2 separate regions of the Mus musculus genome follow, and region 1 is linked to region 2. Evidence: chromatin loops called from intact Hi-C (ENCODE). Cell type or tissue: left cerebral cortex. All regions are shown on one strand. Each heading gives the region's core, and the rest is flanking DNA. Links, peaks and the distances in the headings are about the cores only.

Region 1 (7,375 bases), core at 2,047-6,046, 56 kb after region 2:
GACTTCGAGAAGCTTACAGAGCAGAGGATTAAAGTGCTGCTACTGTCCTGTCTTCAGCTAAAGATAGGCGCAACCATTTGGCCGAGTTTGTTTTTTTAGAAAGTGATGGGCAAATTATAGTCCTTATATATAAAATATTTATGGAAGTACGTTAAGATTGGAAAGCTTAGAAATAACTACCCTTCCAAAAAAGAACAAACAGATCTGTTAAGCAGCTGCAGTGGACTCGGATCTTTTTTTTTTTTTTTTTTCAACAAAACACTAGAAAGATAACCAAAGAAAGAAAGGAAGGAAGGAAGGAAGGAAGGAAGGAAGGAAGGAAGAAAGCGAGAGAGAAGCAATGTTGTAGAAAGGGCGAGGAAAAGGAATCTATACCTCCCATATAAAAAATTCAGGTATCTCAAATTCCCAACATCCTAGAATCAATCATCTCCATGCTTCAGGTAAATGTGGGTAGGTGGGGGCATTTTAACATGGTCAAGAAGTACAGCCACAGTGGACAGCGACAGCAAGGCTCAGCTTGCTTCCCAGGGATTAGTCCTTAGCTTTTATCCTGGAGGCAGCGGCCCAGCGGGCAATATAGATTGCAGCCCTTCCAGGATATTTGCAGTGATGAGCGCATCGGGCTTACACCCCATATCACAGTCCAAGGCAGGTCCCTTCAGGGATCTCAGGGGCCCCAGGCTCGCCTCACTCAAGGCGGTACCGCTCAGCACTCTGGGAGACGTAGTCCTCTGGCCTCCTGGCGAGGCTAGAAACTCGTGACCTACTTTTCGAGCACACTACACTTCCCTGTGTACTACGCGAGGGCCCAGCCAGATAGACCGCGCATGCCCCGCTCTAGGTCCTGGCCAAGGGTCCGAAGCCCAGGAAAAGTTTCCGATGCACATGCGCACTGCAGCGAGTGGGTGCCCCCCCCCCCCCATCACCAGAGACGTTTGGCATAAATCTGCCCATAAGGCCTCTCACCGGGTATCCTTTCTCCCCACGTCCTTGTTCAGGCTAGACTCCAATAACTCCCCTTTTCTTTCATGACCTCCTAAGCTTACTGAATCAGGGCTCTGCAACTAAGGGGTTTTTCCTAGATGAACCAGGTGGGCTGGAATGGATAGAGCCACCGCTCCGGCCCCAGCCTCTGGATCTCAAAGGAGTGTCGCTGTCTGTGGTAGATGTAGGAGCAGTGTATTCAAGAAGAAACGAGCCCTTTTCACCTAATACTCAGTAGGCTCTGCTCCAGCACCTCCACAGCCAGGAAGGGAATGGCAAGCATTAGATCCGATTCTCCAGTCTTGTTGGCCAAGCCAAAGAAATTCCTAGTAGAGCTGTGAGGAGGCACCCGGTCGACAATAAAGCCCGAAGCCGGTAGTGCCCAAGCCTTACCCCACTTTTAATACAAATCTGAGAAACCAGACCCAGGTAAAGGAAATGGGGAAAGGTTCCCAGGCAGGCAAGCAAAATCCGTACATCTGAAACCCGGGCATCATCCAATATTCAGAAAGTCTGAGTCTCCTCCCCATTACAAGGCCTACCCTAGGACCAGACTTACCAGATCCTCAGCAACCCTCCCCGGCAGGGTGTTAAACCTCCCTAATCCTGCCTCCCACACCAGCTGTTTTCCCCAGTGCTTAAGTGAGGCATTGGGGGTAGGCGCTCAGGCAAGCAACAGGATTTTTATTGTTGTTAAGAAATCAAAGAGAAACCAAACCCACTCCCAGGCCAGGGTGGATAGGTTAGGGTGGATGGGGGGGGGGGGGGTAGGTTAGACACCGAACTGGCACCGGAAACCCTGTCTGCTGATCCCAAAGCCTGCTGTGTGAAGTTCTGGTTGCTCCCAGGGGAGGGGATGGCTTTTCCCTTTTCCCTCCTTAGATTTTTGGTCAAGGGCGGAGTACATCCCCCTCAGACAGAAGGGGAAGTTTAGGAATAGAAGAGATCAGACACAATTAATACACTATCCGACAGGCTCTTTGGGTACTTTTTTTTCCGCCTACACAAGTATATAAAGAGCTCAACCTGCAATGAGTTCTTGCTCGGCAACCCAAGGGCACTCTCCACTAACCGGCCCTGTCACCAAGAAGGGGATGTCCAAATTTCCCATCTCACAGGTTCCAAAGGGACAGAAACAGACTGTGTTAATAATCACCACCCCGCACACGTGAAAAGCAGCCGAAAAATAAAGATAGAATCCCCTCCCTTCCCATAATTTATTTAACTCTGGCCAGAGTTTGGTTTCTGGGGGGGGGGGGCAAGGAAAACATAACGAGTGAGGCGTGAATAAATGGGGAAGGAGGTCAAGGAGGAAACGCTCTCCGCTTAGGAGAGGGCCGCACTCGAAACTAGGTACCCCAGGATCAAAGAGAGTGATGGAGAGCGAAACAGGGGCGGATCCGGAGAGGGGCAGCAGGGGAGTGGACCAGTGTGGGCGTCCCCCGCCCGCAAGCCCGCGCACTCACTCGGGTCTCCACGAAGGGTCCGCTCTGCAGGCCGCGGGACGGAGGTCTCTCTCCCAGCTTCCCGGGCACCGCGAGGCTGAGGGCCACGGTGTCCTTTTACGTCGTTTGAGGGTAGAGAGGGACGAGGACCGAGCTCATGTGATTCTTTCCGCTGTTTTTGGAGGTCGAGCTCGGCGGCGACGGCGCGGGGATGGCGGACCCGAGGATGGCACCCGTCACGCGGTGGATGGAGGCCAGCCCTGGATGTACTCGTCTGGCAGGTCCTGTCCTTCTGGCCTCTCGGTTCCCACGACACTCAGTCTCAACGACCTGCACCTTCCCGCGCCTGGGCCCGAAGTGAGCAAAGTCAATGAAAAGTTTCACCCTCAGCAACCCTGCGCATGAATCTGCTTTCCCCACCCCTGCGTGATGCGTCCCTCCGCCCAGCCGGGGCGGGGCCGGGACTACTTTTCCTCCCTTGGCATCTTTAACCCCTCGCAGCCCAGTCGTAGGTTGGGATTCCAGGTTCTGCGGGAAGTGTAATAGCGATCTTCTCACCTTGTCTCCTCTAGACCCCTCCCTGCCACGTCCTCAGCGGGGCTGCTCACCCTCGGAATCCTTCTGAGCGCCTTAGCGCCGGATTTCTTCTCTTAAGACTCCAAAGCAGTCTGAGCTCGCCATGTACGTTTTTTTCTTTTTTTTTTAAACCGGTGTAGACCAACCCCGGGGAGGGTAGGGACAGACCTGGAACACAACAGGCCATTAGGAAGTAGCCTGGGACACAGTGGCTGTTGCTGGCATCACCGGGGCCCTGAGAACTCCAAACCCTAGCCCCAGCTCTCAAAGTTCCCTAAGACCTAGACGGCATGACTCTTCAGTTCTGACGGTCCCCGTGACTTGAACTCCCCGGTTCCGATTTGTTCATTCTGAATTTGGGGAGACAGTGGCACGATGCCACCTCCAGGAAGGTTCTGGATCTGAGTGTAGGCTAACCTGAGTTTACCAGTGTCGCCCTCCTGGTGGGGACGTGGAAGATCGAAGGGAAGGGAAGGGTGCAAGAAGATCGAGGGTTAGAAAAAAGAGCGGAGCACCGGTTAGTCATGCACTCCCAGCCCGGAAAGTTGGGTCCCAAACACCATAATAGGGCTGGCCACGCGCGACCGCCGCCCCTCTGCTGAGGTCCTCGAGCTCTCTGGAGCAGGTTACCCACGCACAGGAGAGCATGAGAGCCGCGCTCCTTCTAGCAATAGTCGCAGAAGAAGCGCCAGCCCTGGCAAGGTGAGCAGGGTGTTCATTAAGCCCGACAGCACCCGGCGGCGGCGAAGCGAGGCGCACCCGGGCCCGGATTTTGGTCACGCTTTTTCTACTCTGTGGCTTTGTGACAGTGCAGGCTCAGCGATGAGGGGGTCTAGGATCTGTGGCGGGTTGAAACCCTAGGAGAACTGGACTATCAGACTAGGCTGGAGGACCGCTGGCCTTGTGTACAGTTCCCCTAGCCCCCGCCTTAGTTCGCCTATTTTCCAATTCAACAACCCCTCCTCTTCTTCTTTTTTTTTTTTCTTGGGGGGGGGGGTTCGAGACAGGGTTTCTCTGTATAGCTCTGACTGTCGTGGAACTCACTTTGTAGACCAGGCTGGCCTCGAACTCAGAAATCAGCCTGCCTCTGTCTCCCGAGTGCTGGGATTAAAGGCGTGCACCACCACGCCTGGCCAACCCCTATTCTTTATTCACGTTCCTGAAGGTTCCGGTGCAACGGCAGTCTCCGAACCCACGTGGGGCGGTGAGATCGGAAAGTTTCCAGTTACGAACTGTGTGCGTTTTATTTTCCTTGATCACGTAGGCAAGAGCAGAGATCAACGGAGGTATAGAGATTTAAATACGCTTTCCTAGACAGGAGGAGAGAAATGCCGGGCGGGAGGGCAAACTCCGCGGTGCCAGGATGGCAGGAGGAAACCTAAGCGCGTGTGTCCCATCCCCCACAATCCGAGCTGGACAGCCCGGGGGCTTCTCCTGGGACTACTTGTGCGTCAGCAAGCGTCATACATGCCCCTCTTCACTTCACCCTTCCCTTTTAGCAGCCCTGCCCCCACCCCCCCACCCCCAGTGTTCCATCTAATGCCATGAGACCGCCCACAAGGATGAAAGCTAAAAATAAAACAGATATGTTAGCAACAGCCCTCCCATTGGCCGTCAAGCAGAGAGAGACGTCTGATTGGGTTTTAGATACAGCTTCTGGTAAGCAAACGTTTGTACCCTTTGGTATCGCAAGGGAAGCTGGTATTTGTAGTCTATCATTAGAGGCGGCCATAGAAATAGGTGGGTTTATATCCCGGTTCTGCCACCCACTGTGTGTTTTCGATTTAATGCAACAAATATTCTTACGTTGACAAACACGATTATTCATTTCTAAAAACATGGAAATCTTGTGATTAATCAATATTGTGTGTGAATCCTGCTTCAAATAGGTCAGTCTCCCTCTCTGAAAAAATACCTGAATTTGCAAAACAGTTTATATTTTTCATCATGAAAAATTAGCCAAATTGCAGCCTATAAACACTAGTTGGTGAGCATTTCCCAATGAGAAATATTCCAAGACAGAATGATGAAAAAGGTTAGGATGAGCTGGAACAAAGAGTATCTCAAGGAAATGCTTATACAGATTTTAAAAAAGAAAATGCAGATACAAGTGGAAGACCTTGAGTCTCTGTGTATTCGTGCTTTTATTTGAATCAGCCTTGGGCAGGTTTACACACAACAAAAAACCTGAAAAAAATCCTGTCTCCTTAGTAAATGGGAGTTTTGAGGAAAGGTTGAGCCTATAAATAGGAAAGGATAAAATAGAGCGAGGCGATCATCCTTAATTACTGCTGCCTCAAGTTATGTGGTAAGGAGGAATCTTCTTCTCTTCCCCAATGTGTAATTTCATCTTGCCAGGGCTTAATTGTAGACTGAATTACTACTCCAGCATTCCAGAGTCCCCTCCTATTTGAGTAAACACGTCTTGTGAAAGGTTGGCACCGGGCTTTCACCAGGCTTTCACAGAGGCCAGCCCTGGCGACTGCAGGGTGGGAACAACTTCCCCTCTCAGAGCAAAGCAAGTCCTGCCAGATATTTTGGCGCTAGGGACAAGCAGAGCTGCTCATGATTGGCTCAATTAACCTGAGGCGAGTCACAACTTCATACACACAAACTGAGGTGAAAATGTTAGATTGTTTCTTCAAAGTTACCCAATAGTATCGTGGTTGGATTCTTCCCATCTTCTGCCACCGATAGCAGAAGAAAGGACAGTCAGTGACAAAATCTGAGTGTGGGAAAGAGACTCTAAGTCCATCCTGGTAAAAAAGAGAACAAAACTTTCTTTTGTTTTTCAATTTCTATTACTTTATTTATGCATATGAATGTTTGGTTAAACGCATATATATGCACCATGTGTGCCTGTTGGACCCCTTGGAATGGGATTATGATGGTTGGGAGCCATTATGTGGGTGCTGGGAATCAAATCCAGGTCCTTTGCAAGAGTAACAAACACCCTTAACCACTGAGCCATCTCTCCAGCCCCCAAACCATTTTTTTTGTTTTGTTTTGTTTTTTGTTTTTTCTTTCCTCCTCCTCCTCCTCCTCCTCCTCCTTCTTCTTCTTTTTTTTTTTTTTGAGACAGGGTTTCTCTTTATAGCCCTGGTTGTCTGGAATTCACTTTGTAGACCAGGCTGGCCTCCAACTCAGAAATCCACCTGCCTCTGCCTCCCAAGTGCTGGGATTAAAGGCGTGCACCACCACCACCTGGCTCATTTTTTTTCTTAAGACACCAAAAGGCAGTATTCAAAGAAACAAATATTTTTAGCTCTTTGGGTGGCCACTTGGGGATTGGGTTAATAAGGAATCAAGTATCTGGGTGTTGGAAATAATTTTTTTTGAGGGGCCAGGAAAATTACTTCTAGGCCAAGAATCGTTCACGTTTATATCTTAGCCTGAAGCTACTATTAAAAAGCTACAGGTCAAAATACATTGTCTGAAGTTTAGCCAGTTCAGTTTGACTCCCTGGCAATTTTCTTAATTTACAAGTTGCTAAGTGGGGGTGTTGTGTGTAGCTTTTGCTACCCGGCATGTGACAATAGGAGCCCACTTCTGTTGTCAAAGCACTCAAAATGTGAAGACAGGATCACAAGATGCAGTCAGACTGGCCTCAGAGCGAGTTCCATAATTTCTTTGGCTCATGGCAAAACCCTGTCCCCCTAAACAGCTCAAATATGTCAGACTATAGTCTGTGGATGTGTGAACACCCCCCACCCACAGGGACCCAGATTGAGAAAAACTTGCGATTGGAAGGCCAAGGTCAACATCTGATCATTTATCTCGTGGATAAAGTTTCTGATCTATGTTGGTACATTTTACTATAGCTGTAAATTGATATATGTCTTCCAGTGTATGCATACATAGGAGTATATTTGTATACATTTTTTATTACAAAAAATTGTGTGAACATTTCTTTGCTCACTTGTCAAGGTCCACATGTGATTGATAAGTTATTTCTCTGCCCTCGAAATGAACCAATTCAAGCCAGATTAGAGTATATATATAAAGGCAGGTTTAGTGGGAAGCAGCTCTCAGGAGGAAGGTTCATTAATGCCAAGGAAAAAGGCCAGGGAAGTGGCCTTGGGGAGGAGCTAGAGGGGAGAGGGAAGACAGAGAAAGAGTGTGCACACACAAATAGAGAGAATATGCAGAGAGTGGGAGAGAAAAGAGAAGGGGAAGGGGGAAGAGACCAAAATGTCTGGATTATACAGGAAAGAGCCTCTGAGGGTGGGCGGGGGAAGCCCAGCCCTTAGGCTGGAAAGTGCAGGGTAGAGGGAAGGATATGCCAGGTAGGAACTGAGGGAGACTGGGAGAACCTGGAGGCCAGGTCTACTTTAGTACATTAAATATGCACCTCAGCTGTTTGTCCT
Region 2 (7,375 bases), core at 2,294-6,293:
TGGTGAGGGCCCTTGCTGAATATCCACAGCAAAGGAAGCAGTACAAGCTTGCTAGTGCAAATCTATCTTCCTCTCTCTTTGTTTTTTAAGATAGGGTCTCTCAGCGGGCAGTGGTGGCACACACCTTTGATCCTGATACTCTGGAGGCAGAGGCAGGCGGATCTCTGTGAGTTCAAGGCCAGCCTGGTCTACAGAGCTAGTTCTAGGACAGCTAGGGCTACACAGAGAAACCCTGTCTTGAAGAAAAAAAATAGTCTTTGTATGTAATCATGGCTGTCTTGGAACTTGCTGCATAGATCAGGCTGGCCTCTACTTCCCAAGTGCTGGGATTAAAAGTATCCTGGCTTCTATCTCTGTGTTAAGCCAGTTTTATATGAGTCAATGCACCAGCCCAGCCTGAGTCAGCCTCAGTTTGCAATCACAGTACAACTCAAGCCTGAACTCCAGCTCCCACCTCATTCTCGACCCGGGTACAGGGCAAAGGGGGACTGGCCAGGGCTCCTTGCTGGCACAGAGAACAGAAGAGAGAGTTCCCTTTGTGCTCACTGAAACATACAGTGTTCAAAAAAATTTAACTGAAATTTTACTAGTACATATTTGCGAAAAGAAACACTGGAAGGTTAAATAAAAACACTAAATTTATTATGAGAAGAATGAGGGAGAAGAATCAGGGAAACAAATGCTGTGGAGTTCGACTTGGCAGGGGCTGGAGAGATGGCTAATCTTGACTACATCTGGAATCAAATGCAAGCTGATCGACACCCCTGTGAGAGACTTTACTGACTGGATCATTTGAAGTGGGAAGACTCACCCTGAATCTGGGCCACACCTTCTGGTAGCTTTTTGCCTGCTTACCCTTGTTTGTGCTGATAAGTTCACCTATTCTGTTGCTGAGGCATTCCTTCAATTGTATTAGAGCCTACTTCTTCTGGATTCCAATGTAGACTGAAGACCAGCAGGTCTTTAGGAATCCTTCAGGACTCCAGCATCAAACTGAAACTGTTGGCACATCCAGTCTCTCAGGACAGAACACCAGATCCTTGACTTTCTGGTCATGAGACGGCCACTGATTGCTAAGCTACCCAGATCCCAGCCTGTAAGCCATTCGAATAAGTCCCATATATATATTGTTCTATCAGTTCTGTTCCTCCAGAGAACTCTATCACTCTGCTCTTGTAGAGGACCCAAGTTCAATTCTCAGCACCTACATGGGGCAGCTCACAGCTACTTGTAACTCCAATGCCAGTGAACCCAACACACTTCTGGCCTCTGCTACCACATCACACATTCATATAACGAAAATGAAGAAACTAATTTTAAAGTATAGCTTTCCCAAGGTTCTGAGCTTTGATCCATGCACTGAGGTTTCTATACATAAATTAAAAGTAGAGTAGACATGAGGGCTCAGCAGGTTAAGGCATTTACAGCTCACCAGACAACCTCAGTTTAATCCCTGGGATGGAAAGTCACAGTAGAAGGAAACGACCAACTCTCATGAGTTGCCTTCTCACCTCCACATGTGCACCGTGGCATGTGAGTGCCCCACACACAAATAAACACACAAATACATGTACAAAGGCTAGAATTAGAAGCAGCCAGGCATGGTGCTGCACACCTATAATCTCATCACTCAGGAAGCCACATAAGGAGGATCAAAGTTCAAGGCTCTGGCTGGTGATCTGGCGTGGGGTAAAGGCACTTGCTGCCAAGCTTTACACAAGGGACTCAGCAAGGTAGAAAGAGAGAGCCAACTTAACAACTGTCCTCTGACTTATACACACATACCATGGAGTGTGCACCTATACACACACACACACACACACAAAATAAATACATGAAGATAATAATTAAAAATAGGTTTTATTTTCATGTATATGAGTGTTTGCCTGCATGTGTGTATGTGTACTATGTGTGTGCCTGGTGCCTGCAGGGACCATGAAAGAGAGTTGGATCACCTAGAAGTGTAGTGAGGGTGGTTGTGAGCTACCCAGGTAGGTTCCTACCATGTAGCTACTGGGAGCCAAACCTGGGTCTTCTGCAAGAACAAGAAGTACTCTTAACTGCTGAGCCAACTCTCTAGACACAATTAAAATATATACATATATGTGTTTGTGTGTATGTGTAATATATGTATACACACACATATCCATAGCTATTATAGTCTTTAAAAATGACAGCAACAACAAGAGATACTTGCCCAACGTGCACAAGGCCCTTTTCTTGTACTGGGAGGGGAAAAAAAGGAAGCCTGGCCCAGCCTGGTCCGACAAACCTCAAATGGCTGCATTTGAGAGGCCAAGACAGAAAGAACACAAGTTCAGTGCCTGCCTGATTCCAGAGTGAGTTCTGGCGCTGTGGATTATGTAATATATAATATGGAATTTCATTAATCTGAGGAGGATCACTCAGGAGGAAAAGACTTGGGGCAGCAGACGTTGGGGAACCTTTTCAGCTCTGTGTAAGATGTGATTTGGGAAAACAGCCATGGATCTGTGAGATCAGGCACAGGACAGAAAACCAAGAGCTTATCATTTGCCCCAGGGTGTCTGAGCTGCAGAAGGAGGCCTGAGGGAGCTTACTGTGTTCAGTTTTGAAGTTGAGCCTCAGAATCAATTGCTGGCTTGTTCTAGATTCTGCAGCCTGACATCTCTGCCTAAGTCTGACCTCTCTGGCTCCACTCTTGGAAGGCTGAGGACATGCAAGTGTGTGACTTCACCCATCCACAGTCAATGTCCTGGGGAATCACAGTGCACCTGTGGGAAAAAGGAAAGGAAGAGTTTATAGCAGGTGGCCACTGCCACTTAAACCTCAGTGATGGGCAAAGCAAGGTTTGTCACTTAGGCCAGGCCTGAATCAAGTTGGCAGGGCTGTCCTTTTTCAGTAGTGCCCACCTTTTTTTTTTTTTTCCCAGACAGGGTTTCTCTGTGTAGTCCTGGCTGTCCTGGAACTCACTCTGTAGACTAGGCTGACCTCGAACTCAGAAATCTGCCTGCCTCTGCCTCCCAAGTGCTGGGATTAAAGGCATGTGCCACCGCGCCCGGCTTCAGTAGTGCCCACCTTAACGACCATCCTAGGGACCTATTTTCCTCTTCTTCCCTTTCTGAGAGACCAGAGACTTGAAGAACAGGCTTCAAGTTGGACAGATAGTATGACGCCCCAGCTATGCACCCCACATGTACGCTTACACACCTTGTGAGGCTCATGCACACGGCACATATACATTCAAACATACCCAACCCCTTGGGACTCACACGCTCCCACATGAACCGAATGCATGGTGCTATTACATCATCTTTTGGGCTCAGATGCCTGGGATGCTGGTCTACTCTTATCATCCTTTCTTCCGGCTCCCTCTTGATTCCAGCCCAGGTTGATTTGCACCATGTGCCCTGCTCTCCACTGAGCCTGGGCCTCCAGCCCCCCCCCCCCCCCCCCAGTTCCCTGCATGTGCCTGTGCTCACTTGCTGTGGGCGTGGAGCTCTTCTCACCGTTCTCATCTGGCAGCCCTGGTTATGGTTCCCAGACTGGGGGAGAACTTCCCTTTGCAAAGTTAGATAACAGGCCGGGTTCTCTGTCAGAGGATTGGTGCTGTGGCTCCACGTGCTGCAGCTGGCACAAGGCCAGGTCCGCCCTGCCAAGCAGCGAGAAGGGAAGGCCTGGCTGCTGCCGTAGCTGGCAGGTGGCCGAGCTGGGGGTGGACAGGCGGGCTGGGCTGGGGCTGCCCATTGGCTGCCTCAGGCTCACACCCCGCCTGCCTCCCTAGCCTGTGGCTCTCCAGCAGCCCCTGCCTCTCCAGCTGCTTCTAAACTCCGGAGCAAGCACCTCCTGCTGGGCCATGTCGAGCTGCAGCCAGATTGGAGTGGCCCCTGCCATGGACATGCCTGAGGTCCTCAAGTCCCTGCTGGAGCATTCTTTGCCTTGGTCAGAGAAGAAGGCAGGTAGGAACACAAGTGGTCTATACTGGCAAGGTGCCTAGGGGGTGGAAGCAGGCACAGGGACAGTAGCGAGATGGGCAGGAAGGGCTGCAATGCAGAGAAGGACCCCAGGATGTATGTGGGTGCCACACCAACTCTTGGGCTGCCCCGGTGCCTGCTGGCTTTTGGTGCCAGGGCCAGCGTGCAGCTACTGACAGGTGCTGTGCTCACGTGGGGCAAGGATGGACTACAGTGCCTGAAGGAGTCCAACTGGAAGCTGATTGCTTCTTAAGCTCCCTCCCTCTGCACGTTGGGGGTGAGCAGAGGAGTGGCAGGGCCCGTGGATTTGAGGAGAGGAGGATTTCTGCTCACCATTTGCTCGCTGCTGGAGGGCTGAACTCATGGATGGGATAGAAGCTGGTTATGTAACAGGACCACAAGCCCCACGTTCCTAGGATACCACAGGCAACCCTGGGGCTAGGGACAAGCAGAAGAGCAGAGTGGGTGACGGAGGGTGTGGAGGGGGTGGCTTGGGGAGCCAGTACCAGATACCTTACAAGTCTTTCCTGGAAAAGTTAAGTGCTATGGGGAGTTGAGGAATTAATGGAGGGTACTCTCTCCTGATATTTATGTCGCCAAATCTCTCTGGCTCAACCAGTTCTTACTACCTTTATCAAAACTTTCCTGCTGTACTGGGGATCTAACCCAGGCCTTTTGAATGCTAAGCACAAGATTTGCTATCTAGAGCCCTGTGCACCAGTCCCACCACATTGCTTTTAGAGGAGACCACCTGTCTGTGCTGTCAGGAGTGATAGGAGGTCAGGGTGCTCTTTTGGGGCCTCTTTCAGGCATCTGCCTCATTCTGTTCTGGCATCTGATATATCTCATCATCACGGTGCCCCAAACCCACCCCCGAACCGCACCTCCCCACCAGACTTCTTCCTGCAAGTCTCTCCAAACTTAAGAGCCAAAAGGACAGCCTCTGCATTCCTTTCAGCCTCTAGAGCCAGGAATGGGCTTAATTTTGTTAGATCTGGGGAGGCAGGACAGCAGGCTTTGATCCTGGGAAATGTCCTCTGAGATAGTGGGTTTCCCCAAAGCTCATGGCAGAGTCCTCCAAGGCCTTTTATGGATCTCTGGACCCAGTCCCTTTAGACCACAGTCTGGGGCTTCTAATACTGAGGCATTTACATGCCCTCCTGGTGTTCCTGTGTCTGATAGCACAAAGGAAGTCAGCTGCTCAGCAGGAGAAGCCCACATCTACATCCCTGGGAAAGACCCCTGACAAATAGATGAACCTCAGCTAGGGTCCATACCCACAAGCAGGCCACAGAGACCTTTCTGCCATCTCTGGGTGGCAGAGTCTCCATAATGTAAAGTAGAGGTGTTCCAGTCCTGCAGGTACTAGGGAAGATGATGCAGCATCCTCATGACCCCACCCAGCTGTCCCAAGATGCTTGCTGCATCACAGACATGGTCAGCTCCAGATGCAAAGGGGTTGACTCGGAGCACTGCTCTGTACATGAGACTAACAATGCTTTGAAATGTGATAGCAACTATTGGTCACTGGCTCCTAGATGGTGTACAGAGCCCTGTGAAAGCTAAAATTCCCCATCCCTCATAGGAGGGCAGCACTTAGGGTCCAGCACTTAGGGGAGTTGCCCAAGGTTTCAGGCAGAGCTTTGCCAACACTGAGTAATCCTCTGCCTGAGGATTAGTTAGCCCAGTATAGCTGGGTCTTAGGCCTGAGTCTTGGACAGCCTGTCACTCCATGTGGCACTTCATTGAAAATCAGAACAAGCCATCCCACAAGACTGACAGCAGCTGTGGCTAACTTGGAAAAAATTTGAGGGGAAAGTGGTGGAGGAGCCAACTATGTCACAAAGCCTCCACTCATATTACTACTCCCTACCTACAGTCATTACTCCCCAAAGCTCCCAGACCTTCCAAAGCACTTAAATGTCTGCTAAGCAAGTGCACACCCACCACACTGAGCTAGAAGACTCAGCAGTTCTCTGTCAAGTTCCTGTTGTGGTTTTTTGCTTGTTTGTTTGTTTTTCTGCCCATTTCCCACCGCTCTGCCGTTCGTCTCCATGTAAGAGGTGGCTTCTCCTGGAAGATTCTGCAGGATCCTTACTTTCCCTTTTCTTCTCCCAGCCCAGATACTCAGCAGCACAGCCAAGTCACATGCTGGGTGTAGCTAAGTTCCAGCAGGAAAGAATTTCAGAAGAGAGCAATGCAGAGTGTGAGAAATTCCAGGTGTGCCCTCAAGAATGTTCTCCCACTGATGTGTGCTGTTTTCTAGTTCAAAGACACTTCCCAGGATCCATGTGGAGCTCCTCTGGCAGCTCCAGGGCCTGCTGCAGCCTACACAGACTTCTGCCTCTCTCTGGTCCCCAAGTAGATTCCTGATCAGTACTGACCAGACTTGAGACTCCCTTGTTTTTCTGGTGGCCCTTACTCTGAACCATAATTCAACCAGCTTCCCTATACCATTTGCAATCTCTGACTCAGTTTCTCACCTCCGACTCTGAGCCTATAAAACTCAGGCTTCCTGTCTCTGCTCTTGCACTTTCCCCAAAGATTCGCTTTCAGTATTCACCCCATCTCCTGCTTTGTTCTTCTTCAGCTTCTTGAAAGATCTTAACGTCTACTTCTCTCATCCACAGGGCCTTGACTGTGCTCAGTGGCACCCCATCTACCTTTCTGTCTTCTCCACTTATCCAGGCCTCCACTTACAGGATCCTGACATGCTCTAGAGTCAAACTTGGCAAGAAGGGGCACTTCTGGACAAGGCCATAAGAAGCAAAGCCTTAACATCAGGGTCAGGAGGTGATCTTTGATTCTGCCGCCCAATGAGCAGTCTAGTCTTTTTAAGGAGGATGAGGAATGCCTATGCGGCTGGCTCCTTGCCAGGACTAAATGAGCTGTCCCACATGAAATGTTTTCAACCGTGACATATCATGCGGCTCTCTGTCAAAGGCCAAGAACAGCATGGCTTGGTTTCCGCTCTTTCTACCTATAATCTGACCCTTGTTTCCTTCCTGCTTACATTGGCAACTTGACTCTCATTTCCTTATGTTTAAGAACTGGCTGTTATGAGACTGTTTCCTTGGAAGTGCGTGGTGAGACTCCTGGGGCATGATTCCATCAACCCTGCACCAAACCAAACAACTCTGCTATAGTACAATAGGCAGAATCTTACAGTTATTTTCTGGGCTACAACAAAAGGGGAGAGGGGAAGGGGCTCACTCCAGTCCTCTTGGTAAACTGAAGTAGAGGCAGAGGGTGGACTCCATGCAGCCTGGGCTGACCCAAACTTGGTCTTATAAGGCCTGTATGAGGACACACACAGGCTGAGAAACCAGAGAAAGCATGGCGCTTGCTGAGGGAGAAGGAAATGACACAGGACCTTCTACGAACTGGATATACTGCATAATTTACTCCTCATTCCAGCCTGC

Evidence for each region. Peaks named below come from ENCODE experiments on the same cell type or tissue, not always from the same donor. Only the 100,000 strongest peaks of a DNase experiment are listed, where the experiment ranks them.
Region 1: a loop joins it to region 2, with 6 times the contacts of the local background. A loop is called at or near these places in 9 of 42 quality-filtered maps.

The regions. Positions count from the first base shown.
Region 1 is chr15:81,855,483-81,862,857 of GRCm38, forward strand. Tob2 (transducer of ERBB2, 2) reads right to left here and starts at 2,844. Exons shown (of 2, transcript NM_020507.3): 1 at 2,454-2,844. In left cerebral cortex, for the core only: a CTCF peak has its summit at 3,731; DNase peaks (open chromatin) are centred at 2,861, 3,416, 4,589 and 5,385; H3K4me3 peaks cover 3,028 bases; H3K27ac peaks cover 3,608 bases.
Region 2 is chr15:81,798,949-81,806,323 of GRCm38, forward strand. Gm17597 (predicted gene, 17597) reads right to left here and starts at 3,665. Exons shown (of 2, transcript NR_155271.1): 1 at 3,462-3,665; 2 at 1,843-2,753. It also overlaps a transcript of Tef not described here. In left cerebral cortex, for the core only: a CTCF peak has its summit at 3,840; DNase peaks (open chromatin) are centred at 2,552, 3,647, 4,172, 4,766 and 1 more place; H3K4me3 peaks cover 2,884 bases; H3K27ac peaks cover 3,766 bases.